2 separate regions of the Mus musculus genome follow, and region 1 is linked to region 2. Evidence: chromatin loops called from intact Hi-C (ENCODE). Cell type or tissue: heart. All regions are shown on one strand. Links, peaks and the distances in the headings refer to the core of each region. The heading gives the core; the rest is flanking DNA. Region 1 holds the start of Pgls (6-phosphogluconolactonase). Region 2 holds the start of Abhd8 (abhydrolase domain containing 8).

The links. Peaks named below come from ENCODE experiments on the same cell type or tissue, not always from the same donor. Only the 100,000 strongest peaks of a DNase experiment are listed, where the experiment ranks them.
Region 1: a loop joins it to region 2, with 2.0 times the contacts of the local background. A loop is called at or near these places in 1 of 42 quality-filtered maps.

What each region holds. Positions count from the first base shown.
Region 1 is chr8:71,589,509-71,594,873 of GRCm38, reverse strand. Pgls (6-phosphogluconolactonase) reads right to left here and starts at 2,690. Exons shown (of 5, transcript NM_025396.3): 1 at 2,370-2,690; 2 at 683-790; 3 at 104-205. The coding sequence starts at 2,657. In heart, for the core only: no CTCF peak of the experiment used is centred there; DNase peaks (open chromatin) are centred at 803, 1,063, 2,383, 2,743 and 1 weaker place; H3K4me3 peaks cover 2,586 bases; H3K27ac peaks cover 2,547 bases.
Region 2 is chr8:71,461,469-71,466,833 of GRCm38, reverse strand. Abhd8 (abhydrolase domain containing 8) reads left to right here and starts at 3,177. Exons shown (of 5, transcript NM_022419.3): 1 at 3,177-3,368; 2 at 4,862-5,365. The coding sequence starts at 3,359. It overlaps Mrpl34 (mitochondrial ribosomal protein L34), which reads right to left and starts at 1,908. Exons shown (of 2, transcript NM_053162.2): 1 at 1,767-1,908; 2 at 1,081-1,584. The coding sequence starts at 1,831. The coding sequence ends at 1,371. In heart, for the core only: a CTCF peak has its summit at 2,077 (motif pointing right); DNase peaks (open chromatin) are centred at 1,473, 2,003, 3,143, 3,843 and 3 weaker places; H3K4me3 peaks cover 4,175 bases; H3K27ac peaks cover 2,626 bases; H3K27me3 peaks cover 516 bases.

The DNA of each region.
Region 1 (5,365 bases), core at 92-5,091, 130 kb before region 2:
GACGCTCGGCAGGGCGGAACTGAGGGGCACGGATGCTCAGATACCCAGAAGACTGACACAGCCTGGTGTATCAGGGCCAGGAGGCCCCCCCCCCCACGCTCACCTGTAGGAGGGGATGGTCAGGGAAGAGCGAACAGGTATGGCCGTCAGGGCCCACTCCCAGGATCAGCAGGTCAAACACAGGGACAGCGTCTCCTTGCAAGGCCTGACAGAAGGATGGTGGGTCAAGTGTGTGCGAGCTCAGAGGTAACACACAAAAAAGCTGAAATCTGGTTCTATCTCAGCTTAGACCACCTTCTGCTGAATGTGCCCGCTCAGCACATTCCCTACACAACAGTGGCCACTCCTGCACAGGGCAGCTTCAACATGGTATGAGGTCTGTAGGATTTTTTTTTTTTTTTTTTTGAGGGTAAGCATTACCCTCCAGCCCAAGCAGGCCTCAAAAAGCCTCCTGCCTTAGTCTCCTAAGTGCTAGGGGTCACAGATGCACTACCACACCTGACTGATCCAGTCCGGGGGCTTGTTTCCCATTTTAGTGGACAAGAACCTCAGGTCTGCAGATGAGTGTCCCTGAGATGTAAGGCTCCAGCCCAAGTCTCCCCACCATGGTGACAGTCTGTGTCCCTAAGCAGTCATCTCTGCCGCAGTCTTTTACAGCTTTCCTACCTGTCCCGGGACCCACCTGTCTCAGTTTCCTGGCATAGTCCTCTGCAGCATCCTCCACAGGTAGGGCAGGATTGATGGTAAGGACCTGGCTGTCTGGGATGGGCAGCTTTGAGAGCAGGTGTGTCTGTAGAAGGGGAAGGGATAGTCAAGGAGTAACATGACTTGCCTAAAGCCAGGAACCCTGAGTCACACGGCGTTCTTCTCCACAGCCTGGCTGACTCTTCGGAGTGGCTCGGGCTCCCTCAATCAGGGACTCAGCCTGGCTGCATCCAGTACACAGCTGGCACCTGACTATACAGAGGTGAACTCCAGGAAGAAGACTGTGATCTACTCTTAGACACCCTGCCTGTGTCTCCATGTCTGGCTCTTGGAGTAAGTCCAGCTCAGTGGAGCAATGCCAGGGAGAGGCTGGGGGCAAATGTCAGAATGCCAGGATGCTGTGCCCTAGAGATGGGGGTGCTGGGGACTCTGTTAACCAACAATGCTCAGGGCGCTGGGGACCCTGGAGAACAGAGGAGCACAGGGCTCCAGACTGAAGGCCATAGGAAGGTGAGCCAGGAAGGCAAAGGAGAACTGGCCGCTGAGTCCACTCTACATGGCTCCTGTCTCAGCCCATTGGGCAAGACACCTACTGCTCAAAGTGTCAACAGATTCCTGGTGATGAAATCCTGCTTCCTTCAAAGACCCAGCTGTTAACCAGGTCACCTCAGAGGGGCCTACTTAGGGGTCTTAGCTTTATTTTTCTTGAGTGGGCTGCATCAAAATAAGTCTCACGTTGCACAGGCTAGCCTCGAACTGGGTAGCTGGGAATGACCTTGAACTCCCGATCCTCCAGCCTCTACTTCCTCATTGCTGGGAAGACAGGGGTGCACCATCATTCCTGGTTTATATGACACTGGAAATGAAGCCTGGACCTTAAGCATTCTAGGCAAGCACAATATCAACTGAGCTACAAGTACCCTACCAACTGAGCCTTGTGCTAGTACACACAGCCAGTTCAGTGAAGTTCTTGGGCAGGCATCGTGTTCAAAGTGGTGCAGTTTCAGGTCCCTAGATGAGGGTCAAGGCGACATGAATCTTCTGTTTCCCCACCTGTAAGTAAGTGTAATGGCCCTTCCTCCCCTGCTTCAGACCCATGACACTGGACCAGCTTCCCCTAGGAGGTGGTGGCAGTCATCCAAGTGTGCTCAGAGCTCAATCCTCCATGCCTCAGTTTCCCTGTGTGTGACGCAGGGACCTCTGTAACCTATAGGGCGCCTTGTGGCCATCATACCCCAGGCTGCTGGGAGGCGATGGCCAACGGCTCTTGTTAAAGAAAACTGAGACCCAACACACCCTGGACACTAGAGGCAGGCTGAGTGCACAAACAGCCATGACCCACGAGGCCCCACAGCCAAGGTACGGCCCTTAGGAAGATACGGGGGACGGAGGCCCGTCAGGCTGCACTTGGATGGACATCACTGCGCATCCAGCAAGACCCCGTGGGGCCCGGAGCCCGCGGGTAGGCGTTGAAGCAGATCCTTGCGTTTCCTAGGCAGGCTGAGCCAGTTCGGCGTGGCCCGCGCTTCCTCGGCGGACTGAGCCGACTCCGCGTGGCCCACGGCGGCCCTTGTATCTTGAGTTTCCACGGTAGGCTGAGCCAGCTCGGCGTGGCCCACGGCGGCCCCCGTAGCCCGTACGGTGCGCGCCCCCGCAGCGCTCACCCGGTAGAGGCCGTACGTGCTCTCGGCGTGGTCGAAGGGCACGAGGCGCTCGTCGCAGAAGCCGAGCGTCCAGCGCGCAAAGCTGGCTGGTCCAGCGGGAGCGGCGGCGGCGGGCAGGTCTCGGGCTAGCATGGAGACCAGGCTGCCGCCTGACAGACCAAGCGCGAAGCGGCCACGGTCCCCTTCCAGGCAGCTCGCGGCCCGCTGCGCCACCAGCTGCGCCAGCGACGCGCCCAGCTCTTGCGGGCTGGAGAAGACCGAGATGAGACTGGGCGCGGGTGCTGCCATGGCGGTGGGGAGGCGGCGGCGCTCCCGGCAGAGGCCAGTACGCCAGTGCGCCTGCGCGACGGCCGCGCTGCCATGGGTCCGAGCACTTTGAGCCAAGGTCGTGGCGCATGTGCAGTTGCACAAAAGAAGCGTCGCCGGGGCCGGGCTAGCGGGTGGTTCCCGAAACCGCAGTGCTCCGCAGGGCTTTGAGGTGGGTAGTGGGCGGGCAGTCCCCGGCGCTTCCCTGGGCGAGACACGCCTTGCTGGCCCGGTTTCTCGCATTTTATTTAGTTTTTAAGCTGGAGTCTAGTAGCTCCGACTGGCCTCACGCTCCTGATCGTTCTTGATTGGAGTGCTGGGGTGACCGGAGTGCCACAGCACTCTTGAGCGTTTTTCAGGGTGCGGTCGGAAGCACAGAGTGCGCCAGCTGCAGCGTGATAAGGTCAGTAAGCTCTCAGGTGGCAAGGACAGGAGGCTAGCCGGGAGTTAGAGGCTGTGACGTCCCCATGCCTGCACGGCTCTCCCCACATTCGCCTATCTCGGCCAGTCGCCCCTTCTCTGTTACTCCAGCGGATGCGGCAGTTTGTAAGGTCTTCTGCTCACAGCTGTCTGCGGCAGAAAGAGGATTCCTCAAGACAACCGCCACACGACAGTTGAACATCTGCATTTGAATGTGAAACTGCCCCGGTTCTTGTGCTTGAGCCGGTGGCTCCCAGTCGCCCGTGCTATTTTAGGAAAATACAGAACCTTTAGGACTGTTAAGAGCCTTGACCCAAGTAGATCAGTCAGAAGGTGACAGCTGTTTCCACCACAAAGACCCAATTAAACCCCCTCTGGTTCCTCTCTCTTAATTTTCTCCCGCATGTATATCTTTGAACCAAGTGCATGCAGAGGCCAGGAGAGGGCATGGGATGCCCTGGAACTGTTAGATGGTTGTGGTCCTCTGTGTGGAAGGAGGGTAAAAAGCCGAACCGGTGATCTTAACCCCTGAGCCACTGCACCCTCCTGAACTCGAGAGAGCTCCAAAATCCAAGCAGTCAGTCACTGTGTCGGTACTGAACCCAGGGCCTTCTGCATGCTAAGCCCAGGCTAGACCATTGGCTGGACCCCAATCCTAAACCTACAGCCTTTCTGAGTGCCCATGTGAGGCTGCAAGTGGCAAGTTATACAGTGTGAAACACTGCAAGAACTTTGTTGTTATTCAAGACATGCTGCTGCTGCTGCTGCTGCCCTGACTGTCCTGGAACTCTGTGGACCAGGCTGTCCTCCAACTCACAGAGACCTGCCTGCCTCTCCTTCCCAAGTGCTGGGATTAAAGGCATGTGCCTTTGAACACATTTTAAAACCTTTTATCGTTTGTGAATTTAACATCATGCCCCCTAACCTCTCTCACCGCCCCCCTTCAGCTCATAACTTCCCACACCCTTGTCACCCTCCCAGTAGAGAAAATGCTCATGGAAGCTGTAGTGTGTCAGTGTGTCCCACAGTATAACCTGATGTTCACACTTCTTTGCTTGCAAATGTTCATTGCAATGACTTGGTCTGCTACAAGGTCTCTGGCTACTGCTACACTATCAATACTGAACCGTCAATGGGACTGTCTTGGATATCCTGTTGTTGCCCTGTGTCATAGAGGTCATTGTACTTTTGGATATGTAGGACTGGTCCCTTCATGTACCCCAGTAGTTCATCAGTGGGGTAGATGTTGGGGTGGGTCAATTCAAAGCCCTGGGTCTTGGCCTGAGAGGTATCTGAGCTGGTCAGCCCACTGGGGTTCTCACACCCTTGGGGACAGCTCACCAGCAAACCCTGCAACCAGGGTGTACTATGCTGCCCAATGTAGGTATAGGGCCTACTCTCCTGAATGCTTCAGCTGGTGAGGGACATGGCCAGTTCTCCCACTCTCATGACCTAGGGCCAACTCTCTGACTTGCCACAGGTGGTGAGGAACAAGAGAGGAAAGAGGGCATCTCTCTGGCTATGGGAGGTGCCAACTCTCCCATGACACTCAAGTGAGGAGTAAGGCCAGTTCTGCACAGCCCTCAGGCATCAACATGACTTCCAGCAGCTGACCAGACCAGAGATGTCCACCTAGCCTTTGGTGGCAGGCTGCACCTGGGCTGTAAACCCAGACATGGCCCTCAATGGCAGCACAAGCCAGGGCCCCACTATGGTCCTAGACATCACTGGCTTGTCTCTCTCTCTCTCTCCTCTTCCTCTCTCTCTCTCCTCTTCCTCTCTCTCTCTCTCTCTCTCTCTCTCTCTCTCTCTCTCTCTCTCTCTCTCTCTCTCTCTCTCTCTCTCTCTCTCTCGTTCTCTTTCTTCGAGACAGGGTTGCTCTGTGTAGCCCTGGCTGTCCTGGAACTCACTCTGTAGACCGGCTTTGAACTCAGAAATCCACTACCTCTGCCTCCCGAGTGCTGGGATTAAAGGCGTGCGCCACTATGCCTGGCCTCACATCTTTCTGCTTCTCTTTTTCTTCCATTTCTCCACCACTTACTTGCTTCTCTTAGTGGTACCTGGAGTACCTGAGTGTCTAGGGACATCTCAGAAGTGCTGCAGCCCGTATGTGCATTATGGTCCTGGGCAGGGGTCACTTCTGGCATGCGTTGCAATCCCCAGGCATGTGCAGCACCAGACTGATGGTCATCTCAGACTAGCTCCATCGGGCACCGTGGTTCCTGTCTGGTGGTTGTTGCCTCTGGCTAGCTCCTTGCCCTACTCAGGAG
Region 2 (5,365 bases), core at 185-5,184:
CCTGGAATTTGGACCCCTGAGGTAGGACTAAAACCTTGGGCCTCTGGAGAACTATAGCAGGTGTTAGAGCCAGACTTAGGGCAAAATCTGACACTGCCTACCTATCCTCCCCACAAGAGTGCCATGTCTGGGAGGAGGGTCAGGAATTCAAGGCCATCATGGCTATACATTTTTTTTGTTTTGTTTTTGTTTGTTTGTTTGTTTTTCGAGACAGGGTTTCTCAGTGTAGCCCTGGCTGTCCTGGAATTCACTCTGTAGACCAGGCTGGCCTCGAACTCAGAAATCCACTTGCCTCTGCCTCCGGACTGCTGGGATCAAAGGCGTGCGCCACCACACCCGGCACATGGCTATGCATTTTATTAATCAGAGATTATTGGGGAGGGCTCAGCCCATTGTGGGTAGTGCCATGCCTGGGATGGTGGTGCTAAATTCTATAAGAAAGCAGGCTGAGTAAGCCATGAGGAGCAGGCTGAGCACAAGTGGCACCCTTCCAAGGCCTCTGCATCAGCTCCTGCCTTCAGGTCCTGCCTGACCATCTTCAGAGATGGACTGTTAACTGAGACAGAATAAATTGTTTCCTCTACCAGCTGTTTTTGGTAGAAACCAAACTAAGCCACAAGTAAATGGCATATACAACATATAAATACATCAATCTAAAACAATGCCACACTGGGTGATTTAAGAGTGGTGCTGGCTTCCGATTTGGCCCGATGTCTCGTCTGTAGTTAGTAACTGACTGTCCTCTCCTTTTATGGTGTGCATTCCTGGGATTGAACTTAGGTCCTGAAGCATTATTTAGCAAACGCCTTTACCTGCTGAGTTATGTCAGCAGCCCCTGCCTTGTCATGAAGGGACCCGTTGTCTGATGGGTCACGTGGATTTAGAGCTGGGGTGTTGGAGCACATGGGGGTCAGATCTGAAATAGAAACATAGAGGCCACAGGAACTGAGAGAGAATACTTTCCTGTATGGGGACACAGAACCTATGAACTAAAAGCCCTGTTGGAGTCCTGGGGTCAAGCAGAAGCCCCAAGATCCCTAACCCCGACCAGTCTTCCAGAACTGTAAGTTAATACATACGTAGTGGTTCAAGAAACGTGAATATTTATTAAGTCGGTAATACTTTGGAATGGCTGGAAACGTAGGGGTGGTGTCTGTGTTTTAATGACCCCGTCTTGCAAAGATGCCTTCAAATATATTCACAGAAATGGATGAGGTATCGCAGGTGCTGGTGGTTGGTAAGCAGCCGTCGACGGGGGATGCGTCTAAAAACCTACGAAGGGACAGACCCCCACTTTCAGCTTGCCCCAACTTCTCGCCCTCGGGCAACTCTACCGGCGTCTGAGTCTATTCCCTGCGACGTTGCGCTCCTCAGTGGCTCAGGGACTTGCGGCCCTTCAGCATGCGACGGAGGATGACCTGCACGCCGGCAGGCGTGCTCAGCCGACGGACCCAGCCGTGCTTGTGCTTGCGCTTGATGTTGCTCGGCTGATACTCGTTTCCGCGCGCGCGGCCGCGAGCCTGCTGCAGGGAGAGGAGAGGCCAGGAGTCCGGGAGCCCCATCCAGACTCTGGACTGGAGATACCTGTGGGACCAGAGGAACCGTGAATCTCAGAGAATGTACGCTGTATGACTTTCTGAGCCGCCTTTGTAATGGGCAGGGCAACAAAAGAGCTTGTTTACAAAAGGCGCTACATAAGTACGCATGGTAGTCTATAGAGACCACCCTTGTTTCCATTCTGGAGCAGGGTATCTCTGAACACTCACCTGCCACTCAATAGGGCCACCGATCTGCAGGCCTGGCACCCAAAGCACCGGGCTAGGAAAGCCATATCCAGCGGCGGGTCAATGGTCCGGTCGTCCGGGTCAATGCCAGTTCCTACACTCTGGGCTCCTTGACAATGCCTTCTGGGAAATGTAGTTCTTGTTGCCGCGGGGCCTTCCGGGAGCTGTAGTTCCACACCTGCAGGTGACGATAGTGGGGTGGGGGTTGGGGGATGTCTGTCCTCAGTGGCATGTAGTTCTCCAAAATGACCAGGAGAGGGCGAACGAATGTAAACTCCTGCGTGTGCGTATGACATTCTGTCCCCCTGGCCTTCTGGGAGTTGTAGTTCTTCGCCTCGGCCACTGGTAGAGGGCGCCCCAGAGTGGTGGTGACGACTCTGGCAGCAGTCTGGAGAACTGGCTGCTGGCCTTTTCACCCGCCCTCATTGAAGACGGGCAGCTGGCACGCAGCGGGCTGGCAGCTTCTTGGCGCCCGCAGCCAAGACTTCTCTTGGCGCGCGGCCCGGATGTCCTTGAGTTCCAGCTCTTCATAATCTCGAAAACTCGTGCGTTGTGAATTTGCTCTGGTTAGTTTAATCCTTCAGGCTGGCCTGGGGGAATTTTCTTCCCGCAGCTCAGATCTGGACTCCTGTTCACACACCTTCCATAGCTCTCCACTGTTTAAAGAAGATGTCCAGACAGCCGTGCCAGCAGCCACAGGAAGCCGTACACACCAGCATTTCTGAAGTTCATGGTCCTTACCATGAACTAAATGGTAAAATGGCTAGTTGTGCCTACAAATAATTGAGGCGATGTGTTGAGTACTTATTGTATGTAGAAGGTGTGTAGAAGGGATGGCGACAAGTGTTTGGGCTGCACCTTGAGCCCATGAGCGAACAGCGCGCCAGGGTGGGAAGGTTAGCCTGGGGCTCAGTCTTGGTGTAGCAGAGACCCCATCACTAGGATGCAATTCCCATTCGCTAGTTCTGCAGCAGCTCTGACACTTCTGACACAGCCTCTGGTTCAAATGCCTGCCTTGATGTTTTGTCTGTTTCCCGACCTGAAAGTGTAGAGATTTGGAAGTGTGCAGAACGAGAAGGTCAAGAGACAGAGGGCATACCGCCTTGCGGGAGGCAGAAGCTGGCTGAGGAGACCCTGTCCCAGACAGAGCACATCCACCACACCCCCAAGCTACTCGCTGTCCCTCGACTGCAAGCCCTTCTCGGTCCAGGCTCTAGCCCATCCCTCCCTCATTCCCCCCAAACTCTTCACAGGGGTGGGGCTGCTGCTTGCAGACCGCGCGCTGATCCTGGGAAGAGAAGCCTCTGGTTGGACGGTTATCTAGGCCAGACGGCTCGCCGCTGCCATAGGCCGAGATGCCTGCCCATCTGCTCCAGGCCCCGCCCACGCTGGGTGGGACTTACAGGGCCGGTTTGCTACGCGGCTGCGGGATGCCCCTGCGTTGACCGTCCGGGCCCGCGCCTGTCCGCGCTAATGCGGCCAACCCCGCACCACCATGTAAGCGGCACCTGCAGGTGGACGCTGGCTTCTCCGCCCGGGACCCCTGCGTCCTGCCTCGGGCCCCGGGCCCCTCGATGACCTCAGGTGAGCTGGCTCTGTTCCCCGAGAGAGGAGTCACCAGGCTGCCAGGCCTCCACTGAGGGGTGGGGGGTGTCGCTGCCGGGGGTGGATAACCGCCAAGCTCCGCATTCGTACTGCTAGGATGCTGCGGAACCCCGGTAGCCTTGACCCCACCGCGGGGGTGACGAACTCCAGGGAAAAGCGGGTCGGGCTGGGAAACAGGACTGGCGCTGCGCTTTAGAGAAGCCGCCACAGTCGGGGTTCCACAGCCTTAGAAATGAGGAGCAAGGCCTGCTTTCCCCTCAAGTGCATCCGGGGCTATCACGAGCGGGGTATTTAATGACCATCACTCCAGCGGCGCCCAGGCCGTGATGGAAAAACGAAGCTGGCCCCATCCCTATGCCTCAGACAATGGGGGTGTGCTGCTCCGGTATCCCCTGGAGTTATGTAACCGCCTGTGGTTGTCATGGACACCGGGGGGGGTGGCCAAGGGAACCGGATGGAGGCCCAGAGCCCCCAGTCAGGTTCTGCCTTTATCTTCCTGGCTGCCACTAGGGTTGTGTACCCTTTGAACACAGGATGCTGAGGGCAGCAACCTCCATCAGTTCTCGATACTGTGCAAGTCAGCTCTAGCTCTCTTCTGAACCTGGAGCCGGATACAACCCGAGTTCTAGTGGCCAACATCCTTCCCCCGCCTCATTCGTCACTAGTCAGATTAACACTAGAGGCCTGAGCTAAGAACTTTGACATTTTAGAATAAGAGCCAGGCTTTATGGGCTGTCATCTCACCACCCAGGAGCTTGGGCACAAGGTTGAGGCCAGCATGGACTACAGAATGAAACCCCGTGTAAAAGGTTGGCAGTGATCGGGGTTCACACTAGTCATTCTAGTACTGGCAGAGGTGGAGGCAGGAGGATTGCAAGGAGTTTGAGACCAGTGTACAGCCCAGGACGACAGAATGAGACCTTGTTTCAAAAACAAACCAATGGCATCATGTTGATGCACATCTGTCACCCCAACACTTGGGAAGGTAGAGGCAGGAGGACTGTGGGAGTTCGAGGTTCCCTTTGGTCTTAGGAACACCTGTATGCTCAACCTGCTACAACTCCGGAGGTGGAAGGCAGAGCAAGGTCAGTCTGGGCAGCATGAGGATTTCCAAGCCAGCCTGGGCTACATGAGTTTCTTTCTCAAAAGTAAGCATGCAAACCAGCTTGCATCCATGCTTGCATAAATCAGTGTGTGGATGAATTTGTACATAAAGATACGGATTTGTGAATAAATGATAAACTCCAGCTGGTGGGGCAAGGGTCTCCTTGCAATGGGCTCTTGCTTTAATGTTTTCTCCTTCTGGAAGCCCCCCTCCCCCATGCTCTCTTCAGTATTGTACTAAGGGACACCCTGAGAACTTGTCTGGCATTGGGGTGTCTGGGGAAACCTGGAAGGGGCTTCCAGGTCCTGCTTACCCGATGCAAGACCAGAGCCACCAACACTGAGCTAGCCACTGTTCCTCTCTCCAGAACACACCATGCTGACTGGGGTGACAGATGGCTTTTTCTGCTGCCTGCTGGGGACTCCCCCTAACGCCGTGCGGCCACTGGAGAGTGTCGAGTCCAGTGACGGCTACACATTCGTGGAGGTCAAGCCAGGCCGGGTGCTGCGGGTAAAGCATGCGGGGCCCGCGCCCATCCCCACGCCGCCACCACCACCTCCTGAAGATGATCCAGGGGTCAAGACGGGCCTTGTGCGCTGCCAGCGCCGTATCACAGTGTACCGCAACGGGAGGCTGGTGGTGGAGAACCTGGGCCGAGCGCCTCGTGCCGACCTGCAAGGCCGCAGTGGCTCCGGGGACCCGCCTGCTGCACTCGAGGTTGAGCTGGCTGAGCCCGCAGGAGGAGACACCCGGGCCAACCCAGGCAGCGGGCGACGGCGCCGCCCACGGCGTCCGAAGAGGACCATCCACATCGACTGTGAGCAGCGCATCACCAGCTGCAAGGGTGCGCAGGCTGATGTGGTGCTGTTCT